Regions from separate parts of the Homo sapiens genome. Here region 1 is linked to region 2. A link is a contact called in ENCODE Hi-C or POLR2A ChIA-PET data. All regions are on one chromosome and are shown on one strand. The core of a region is the stretch at or near the end of the contact, and the rest is flanking DNA. Distances in the headings are between cores, read along the strand shown.

The links. Hi-C counts contacts between places; a loop is a spot of excess contacts on that map. ChIA-PET counts read pairs that join two places held with the same protein, here RNA polymerase II (POLR2A). Pooled maps may share reads with other maps.
Region 1: a map of IMR-90 shows a loop between it and region 2 (5-fold over the local background). The contact joins two enhancer-like sites. A Hi-C loop is called at or near these places in 3 of 168 maps with a recorded cell type or tissue (IMR-90, ascending aorta and endothelial cell of umbilical vein) and 9 of 50 pooled maps. POLR2A ChIA-PET finds 5 or more read pairs at or near these places in 1 of 52 experiments (activated T-cell).

What each region holds. Positions count from the first base shown.
Region 1 is chr10:31,805,783-31,810,743 of GRCh38, forward strand. ARHGAP12 (Rho GTPase activating protein 12) reads right to left here. Exons shown (of 20, transcript NM_018287.7): 16 at 4,867-4,961; 17 at 3,448-3,525; 18 at 3,212-3,346; 19 at 2,867-2,969; 20 at 1-2,050. The coding sequence ends at 1,876. Among named protein-coding and RNA genes, the nearest start is that of MACORIS, 100 kb to the left of the region's middle. Within about 2 kb of position 3,034, at least 16 of the 41 ENCODE cell types and tissues checked have a DNase peak (open chromatin) inside an H3K27ac peak, as active enhancers do.
Region 2 is chr10:31,524,570-31,529,515 of GRCh38, forward strand. It overlaps ZEB1 (zinc finger E-box binding homeobox 1), which reads left to right. Exons shown (of 9, transcript NM_001174096.2): 9 at 2,103-4,946. The coding sequence ends at 2,695. Among named protein-coding and RNA genes, the nearest start is that of MACORIS, 180 kb to the right of the region's middle. Within about 2 kb of position 2,383, at least 2 of the 41 ENCODE cell types and tissues checked have a DNase peak (open chromatin) inside an H3K27ac peak, as active enhancers do.

The sequences.
Region 1 (4,961 bases), core at 1,784-4,283, 280 kb after region 2:
CCTGGTATACAATCACTAAATAAGCAAGATCTAAAGCATATTGTATTATTAAGGACATCTTTAGGCAAATATAAACATTCTGATTTAGGGCTTTTTCTCCCCACCCGAAACAATCTGCTTTAGCTATCAAGTAGTTTGGTTTGTTATCAATTTAACACGCTCACAACAACAAATACAGACTTTCTACCACAAAATTCAGGTGAGAGGTTTTTAGACAGATCATACAAAAAAATACTTGTTCCCAAGGAAGGCAATCTGTAAATTATAAATGCAACCCTAAGAAAAAAAAATCCTGGTCACAAATCACTCGCTTTCAAATATTGATGGAGAAATAAAAAGTGTACGTTGTGGGTGGAGAAATGTTGGCATGGAAGAGAGGAGAAAAGGTATGAAATGAGGAAAGTGTTATTTGCCACAGGAAATATTGGATTCAGTTGATTTTTAAAAATGAGGTATAACAGTATGCCAGTAAATGAAAAAACAAAAAAATTAGAAACCAAAATGCACATTTCCAATGGAAAAATCTCTAAACCTCTTATAGTTTTATTAGACATTTCATGTACAGAAGTTAATCTAGAAAAATACATTTTAAAAATCTTCAACAGACCATGCTCCCTGTAACAAAACCTTCCAAACCCTGTGTTTTATTATACAAAGCAATCTACATTAGTAGGTAAAAAGAAATTCTCAAATTTAGCAATGTCATTTTCCATCCAACATCCATCTAATTTACAGATGGGTTTCCACTATTCATACTGGAATTAGAATTCTGTAATAAATTTTTTCTAATGTTTTCTGTACATATTAAATAACCCAAAAGGTTCCTCTTGTAGTGCATGTGCCATTTAGCAAGTCTATTCAGTATTTTTCCAGTACCATTCTCATTACAGTGATTTGCCTGTAAATGTAGTTAATATCTAAAAGTGCACACAGTTAACTTTCCCAAATAACGGACTATTTCTGGAGGAAACCTAATATTCACAGAAAAGATTACCAATAACAATGATTAGAAATGTAGGGTTAGAATGTACTCTGAGACTATACAACACAATTATATACACAAGCTAAAGGACATTAAGTCTTTAGCCTATATTTACATAAAATAATGTGTGTTTCCACAGGGTCATACCAATAACTCAGTATGGTACTAGATATAATTAGGATTGTTAGCTACAATTCAGTATAGCAAGACAGCCCTAAAATGCCCTGAACTGACTTCCGCTAACTAAAACTCCAGTATATCACAGTGTTTTAAGTAATATTAGTGTGCTGCCCAAACAAGCAACTAAGATATCCAGTAAGGATGCTGTGTAACACAGTAAAAGACAGCAAGCCTTCATCAAGGGGTTATTTTGGGGTTATAATGAATTTTGGCACTTAAGACTGCCACTGCATGCAGAAACCCCGAAAAAGAAATACACAGGTTTCAAAATGGATATACTTCATTTTGTTTAAAATGCCCAAGAGCCTTTGCAACATAACTGAAAGTATTGTTCTATCAAGTCATGAATCTTGAGAAGAAAGTACATTATCCAATTTCAGGGAAAAAAAATACAGTTTTCTTACCAAATTATCCAGTGTATATGACTGGTTAGAATTTTAAGTTTTGATTTTTACTGAAATTCAGAGTATGAAATGCAAACATTCAGGATAAAATGAATTCATAATTACACGCAGTTATATCAACTTGCAACAAAGCAGCAAATATGAGGGCCTAACACACATCTCGACTCTCCCCTTCCCTTCTGATCCCTCAAAAAAAAAGTGCAAAATCAAAGAGTCACTGCTTGGTCCAAAAAATAAAATACATTGTGTATAAACATTTGAAATCTGATGGAATCCAGCTTCTATTCCACAGGTTGTCTTCAGTAAGAATCAACGTCCGAAGATGGAACTCAGTTCCAGAAGAATTAATTCTACAATCTGATTCTGGTACACAGTATGAACTGCTATATTACCAGTCTCTTTTTCTGGTTTTAATAGAGTGGGACCAAAAACAATTGCTATACTCTGATAGGTCATTCGATTTTTCTCTCCATTTTCTATAACTCTGAAGGGAAAAAAAGAAGTTGTTAAAAGAGAAAATAAGAGAGAGGGAAAATTCTTCAAATGGTATTATAAACCTAACAGTTTGCATTTTAAAAAGAGAAGTAATACTTATTTTCCTAAGGTGATGCATAAACTATTTAACCAAGTAGAATTCTGTCTAAATGCCATGTGAAGCTTTCTTTTTGATAAACACAGCTGAAAGATACAATTAAGCATACTCTAACAAACTTAAAATGTGTGATATTTTAGCTTAGTTTTTAAAATAGAACATTTAAGTATGAGTTACAATTCAGGTAACAGTGACTGCTCCATTAAGTTGATGGGAAAAAAATCTCATTAGGGTGTGGAGATTAAACTTTCCATTTTACTCATTTTATGTAATTTCTTTAAAAAAAAAAAACTCTCTCTAGCTGGGATTTTTTGTTTTAGTATTCTAGTGTACTTTCTATCAGATGAAAGAACTTGGTTATTAAAGTGGCTATGTAGTAACCTAGAACCATGACGGTAACTTAATACACCTCAATTAATATCCAATCTCATCTTCATATTAACCTTAGCAACAATTTCTGAACACCTACTATGTGCTAAGCATTACATAAATACTTCACATATAATACCTACTTTACTGTATTCTTCATAGCAAATCATTTACCCATGACAGACTGATACTAAAAGGAGTTGAGTAACTTTTTCAAGTTACAAAGACAGCAAGTAGCATAGCTGGGATCCAAATCTGAGTCTGAGTGACCCTGGCCCCACAGGCCTTCCCGCTTCCCCTTGTGCTATACCACATCCCATGACTGGGCAGTCCTCCTACCTTCTGAGATGTCGGAAAAGAATCTGCATTGTGTCTTGGTTTGGCTTTGGCAACTGTCTGATTAGGTCCTTAACAGCAGCGACTCGCTGTCTTGGTTCTTGCTCTGAAAAAAGATAATAACCAGATATTTTACAGCAAATTCTTATGAAACTGAAAGCAATGTCACAGTTTGGAAGCTGATATTTGGTAATACACAGTGACATCTGGTGGTCACATTTAAAATGTTTGGAGTAAAACAATCTGTTGAAAATACTTGCTTAAAGTAAGATAAAAAAAATTGGGTGGCTTAATCTGTGCAAAGAATTTTCAATATCTAGAAAAAACTGAGTAGAATTACATACTTACTAATTGCATTAACAAAATCATTAAAATGATTAAATGTAAAAAGAGGTTCTGGTAATTCTCGAAAAAACATTTTGAGGGCTCCAGTAATGACATGAATATCTTCCCATTTACTGTCATTCAAGTCCAATTTCTCATCTGAAAAACAGCAGGAATTGGACATTTTAAAAAATTACTTTAAGCCAGTTCAAAAAGTTATGAGTGATGCATCTGAATAACAACAGTAAATATAATCTTACCATGATTGACTGCAAACCTTAGTTTCTGGATCACTGCGAGGTTGCCACTTACTCTGTATATCCCATCAATATCCAAACCTAAGAGACAATAATAATTTGTGTGTGTGTGTGTTTAAAGTACTTCTTTGCCTCTTCTGAACACGTTTGCATGTGTCAGAATTCCCACTCATTTGCATTAGCCTAAAATCAAATGGGCAAATATTCTTTTTCTCTAAATGGCTTCTGGTAGATGCTTGGCAGGGGAGAGAGATGGAGATTCGCTCTGAATTCTGTTTAATAAACAGCAGTAATTCTACTCTGCTCATCATATAGACTGTGAATCAGCTCAAGGAAATGGTTTCATTAATCTTAAAACACTAACAATTTCAAATTTCTGAAAACATCTGGGGATAATTCAAAATTAAAGGAAGTCAGCAGGTAAAATCAGCCCATGCATATTTTGCATACCATTTTATAATGTAAATGCACATATTGTAAAAACTTTATTGAAGGCATCTGTCATATTAAGTGTTTGTAATAAGTAAACTTAATATAACCACTAAATTAATGGTTCTATAAAAACAATACATAATTTGCTATAATTTATTATTTTCTTTTATATGTGAAACAGAATCATCTGAAATTCATACAATTAAGCCCCGAAATTTCAGGTATTCATTAAATGATAATAATGTACAAATTTACTAAAGCACATTATTGAATGTACTATTCATTTAGCTTCAAATTAAGACAATAGTGTAGTATCCCTATTGCCATGTTGACAAGAAGAGTCAGTGGGACAAGAGATCTGTAACTGGCAGAAATTACAAATTGAATTATGTGTTTTAATTGTACAAAATCTCTTTCATGATATACAGAGATAAGTTAATGTGATTACAATATACTAATGTATATAAAACTAGTATAAATATTATAGCTATGTTTAAATTAATCACAATAGAAATTAGTTTGTCCTATTTTACAGAAAATGACATAAAAATTTTTATCTCGTGAGACATTTGTGGTTGACTTAACCATTTAAAATGTCATCTGATTTTTAGGACAGAAGAAACTTAGTAAGTAAACACAATCTCCTCGGATCTTATACATTGTCAAATTATTTCTTAAAAACAAGCTCAATTTCACAATCACTACCTTCTTCATTTTAAGCAAATGCTTAAATGAAATGGCATCAAAGAATAGCATATACTTAATTAACTGTGAGTACCAAACATTCAGCAGATGCCTGGAGAGATCTTAATTTGAAACAGGTGTAAACATGTAAGTATTTGTAAACAAAATTATTTTCTTAACATCTTAGGACTATAAGGAACTTCTGTTTGCATCACTCAAAATCATAAAAATTCTAGGAATTTTGATGGCAAAACAAGAAGCTGGTTTGCTTAATGTTAAAAAAAAAAATCAAAATCCTTCTCTTACCATGTTCTTCAACATGTTCAATACATAACTTCACAAACTTTGGTACTGTGCCATTCTCTCTCTGACACAGATTAGCGAGATTGGATCCAAATACC
Region 2 (4,946 bases), core at 1,133-3,632:
TCTACCTAGTACTTAAGGTCTGTGCCTTTCTTTTGGTTTTTTGCTTCATCTGTTTTTTTGTTTTTTTCATGACTTATTTCCTTTAAGCTGACACAGCATTTATTCTGTCCGCATTCATTTAATGCAAGCTTATGCTATATTAATAAAAACATAGTACATAGTACCCATTAATAAAAAATATGAGACCAGTGGGCTAAAGTCATAGGGAGACAGGATCTGGCTTCATAAAAGAAAAAGCTGCTTCATAAGCATGCGGCAAGCTGTCCTGGCAAGTCAAGATCTTTTGTTTTAAGTAAGAAGTTCTGCCTAAGAGGTTGGACTAGAAGATTCTAAGATCCTGTAATTCTGAGATCCTGTAATTCTGCCACAAAATATGCCTCCTTAGGTTGACTCAGGGATGGCAAACTATAGCTCACAGGCCAAATGTGAGCATACGCATGTTTTTCTATGAGGTAAGAATGGTAGTTTTTGATTTTGTTTTTACATTTTTAAATGATTGGAAAAGATGAAAAGAATATTTATGACTGATGAAAATTATGTGAAAGTCAAATATCAGCATCCGTAAATAAAATTAGTTGGAAGACAGCATCGCCTATTCATTTACATTTTGTCTATGTCAGCTTTCATGCTGTTCTACAATGGCAGGATTGAGAAGCTACTACAGAGACCATTTGGCCTGCAAAGCCTTTAATACTCACTACCCTTTACAGAAAATAGTTGCCAACTCCTGGCCTATTTCATTCCTTCCATCAGTGAAGTACTGATAAATTTTAACACCTGGTTCTCTGAAGGGTGGGGAAGCCCTGATTTGTAGTGTTTGCAGCTTTTTGTGGCATAAATACTCCCATCATGGTGGATTTCGAGCTTGAATGTGATGTCAGCTTGCAGAATTCCTGAAAATTTAGCAGTAGACTCTCTCCAGCCAGTACAAACTGGCTCCAGCACACTCCTGTGTCTCTCTCTAACATGGGTTGCTGTAGAAGGGGCTGGGTTTATCCTGAGCTCTTTAATCCCCTACCTGCTCTTCCCTGCCCCCACTACCAGCCATTATGACTACAGTATCCATATTTATCTTTCATATTCTTAACTGTTTCAGTGTATTTTTTACTCTTGTGAGAAAAGATAGAATTGTTTTTCCTTCTTCAATCTGTGGATTCATACAGTGACACTTGGAAGGTTCTTGGAGCTAAAAACTGGTTACATAAGAGAAAGTCACACCTCTCAAAATCAGCCCCTTGTAACTCAGTCCTCTGGTTTTCAGAGATCTAAGAAGAGTTAGAAAATCCCCTTCCTCTTCAGGCAAAGTTAAATATTAGCAAATATCAAAGTGAAAAATATATATGAAAAACTACACTATTTCTAAAATTAAAAATCATTTCTGCATTTGTTAGTGTTAACTGCTTGATAGCTCTGAAATTGGACATTATCGATCCTGACTATGATCAGTTGTTGCCAGTCCTTTTCATGTCTGGGCAGCAACACTCCTGTAGCCCATGCGTTCTCAGGAGGGGCAATATTGCCCTCACGGGCCAAAACTTGTTTCTTAGGGGGCAAAAAAGTCTGAGATACTACAATGGCTGTGGTTTTCTAAAGAAGCTCAGTATATATACTGTATATTTATGAGTTTTATCGTATATAAAAAGTGTATAGTAAACATTAAAATTTCACTGGGAGCAGAGCTTGTGACTAGGAAAACAAAATGACTAAAAAGGGACCTTGTAGTGATAATGAACACAAGGTGAGCAGCAAGTCTGTCCCTGTCTGCCCTCACTGTGCTCGTTCACTACCAGACATCTCCTCCCAGCTGCACTTGGCCCATTTTCCACCTCGCTGTCATGATGCTTGTATTTTTGGCATTTCAATGTCATGTAGCTCCCATTGACCTAATCATCTGCACAGCAGAGTGTAGAGCACTACGTTTTTTAATGTAAAGAACAAACCAAATTGCAATATTATATTACAAAGAGTTTGGGACCTGGAAATGTTTTAAAAATGAAACTAATAACCCTCCCCTTTCTACAACATGAAGTACCCCAAAAACCGTATAAGGATTTTATTTGCTGAATACCACCATTTTATTTAACAGAATTCTTATTTTGCAGGTAAAAGACCTCATGAGTGTGGAATCTGTAAAAAGGCATTTAAACACAAACATCATTTGATTGAACACATGCGATTACATTCTGGAGAAAAGCCCTATCAATGTGACAAATGTGGAAAGCGCTTCTCACACTCTGGGTCTTATTCTCAACACATGAATCATCGCTACTCCTACTGTAAGAGAGAAGCGGAAGAACGTGACAGCACAGAGCAGGAAGAGGCAGGGCCTGAAATCCTCTCGAATGAGCACGTGGGTGCCAGGGCGTCTCCCTCACAGGGCGACTCGGACGAGAGAGAGAGTTTGACAAGGGAAGAGGATGAAGACAGTGAAAAAGAGGAAGAGGAGGAGGATAAAGAGATGGAAGAATTGCAGGAAGAAAAAGAATGTGAAAAACCACAAGGGGATGAGGAAGAGGAGGAGGAGGAGGAAGAAGTGGAAGAAGAAGAGGTAGAAGAGGCAGAGAATGAGGGAGAAGAAGCAAAAACTGAAGGTCTGATGAAGGATGACAGGGCTGAAAGTCAAGCAAGCAGCTTAGGACAAAAAGTAGGCGAGAGTAGTGAGCAAGTGTCTGAAGAAAAGACAAATGAAGCCTAATCGTTTTTCTAGAAGGAAAATAAATTCTAATTGATAATGAATTTCGTTCAATATTATCCTTGCTTTTCATGGAAACACAGTAACCTGTATGCTGTGATTCCTGTTCACTACTGTGTAAAGTAAAAACTAAAAAAATACAAAATACAAAACACACACACACACACACACACACACACACACACACACACAAAATAAATCCGGGTGTGCCTGAACCTCAGACCTAGTAATTTTTCATGCAGTTTTCAAAGTTAGGAACAAGTTTGTAACATGCAGCAGATTAGAAAACCTTAATGACTCAGAGAGCAACAATACAAGAGGTTAAAGGAAGCTGATTAATTAGATATGCATCTGGCATTGTTTTATCTTATCAGTATTATCACTCTTATGTTGGTTTATTCTTAAGCTGTACAATTGGGAGAAATTTTATAATTTTTTATTGGTAAACATATGCTAAATCCGCTTCAGTATTTTATTATGTTTTTTAAAATGTGAGAACTTCTGCACTACAAAATTCCCTTCACAGAGAAGTATAATGTAGTTCCAACCCGTGCTAACTACCTTTTATAAATTCAGTCTAGAAGGTAGTAATTTCTAATATTTAGATGTCTTAGTAGAGCGTATTATCATTTAAAGTGTATTGTTAGCCTTAAGAAAGCAGCTGATAGAAGAACTGAAGTTTCTTACTCACGTGGTTTAAAATGGAGTTCAAAAGATTGCCATTGAGTTCTGATTGCAGGGACTAACAATGTTAATCTGATAAGGACAGCAAAATCATCAGAATCAGTGTTTGTGATTGTGTTTGAATATGTGGTAACATATGAAGGATATGACATGAAGCTTTGTATCTCCTTTGGCCTTAAGCAAGACCTGTGTGCTGTAAGTGCCATTTCTCAGTATTTTCAAGGCTCTAACCCGCCTTCATCCAATGTGTGGCCTACAATAACTAGCATTTGTTGATTTGTCTCTTGTATCAAAATTCCCAAATAAAACTTAAAACCACTGACTCTGTCAGAGAAACTGAAACACTGGGACATTTCATCCTTCAATTCCTCGGTATTGATTTTATGTTGATTGATTTTCAGAATTTCTCTACAGAAACGAAAGGGAAATTTTCTAATCTGCTTTATCCATGTACTTGCATTTCAGACATGGACATGCTATTGTTATTTGGCTCATAACTGTTTCCAAATGTTAGTTATTATGGACCCAATTTATTAACAACATTAGCTGATTTTTACCTATCAGTATTATTTTATTTCTTTTAGTTTATAGATCTGTGCAACATTTTTGTACTGTATGTCTTCAAACCTGGCAGTATTAATACCCTTCTTACTGACATATGTACTTTTAGTTTTAGAAAACTTTTATATTTATGTGTCTTATTTTTATATTTCTTTATTTATTACACAGTGTAGTGTATAATACTGTAGTTTGTATTAATACAATAATATATTTTAGTATGAAAATTTGGAAAGTTGATAAGATTTAAAGTAGAGATGCAATTGGTTCTCCTGCATTGAGATTTGATTTAACAGTGTTATGTTAACATTTATACTTGCCTTGGACTGTAGAACAGAACTTAAATGGGAATGTATTAGTTTTACAACTACAATCAAGTCATTTTACCTTTACCCAGTTTTTAATATAAAACTTAAATTTTGAAATTCACTGTGTGACTAATAGCATGATGCTCTGCAGTTTTATTAAGAAATCAGCCTAACCATACAACTCTCATTTCCTTAGTAAGCCAAATTAGGATTAACTTCTATAAACAGTGTTGGGAACAATGTTTAACATTTTGTGCCAATTTGTTCCTGTATTCATGTATGTAAGTTACAGATCTGACTCTTCATTTTTAAGTTCCTTGTTACATCATGGTCATTTTCTAGTTTTTTACCAGACTCCCATCTCACAATAAAATGCATCAACAAGCCTGAACTGCTGTCATTCTTTTCATCATTATCAGTATTTTCTTTGGAAAACTGTGAAATGGGGTACATTGTCATCCTGCATTTGATTCATCTTGAGCTGAATTTGGGTAACACTAAATGTTTTAGACATTCTCCACTAAATTATGGATTTTCTTGTGGCTAAATGTTTCTGGAGAGGTCAGAGTTGACAAAACCTCTTCACAGGTTGCTCCTTCTTCCTGAAATCCTTAATCCTCCGCATTTCATGCTTCAGGTCATTTCAGGGAAGCCTGGGTTTAGATGCCTTTCTGACTCTCAGCTCCTGCACTTCTGTCATCATA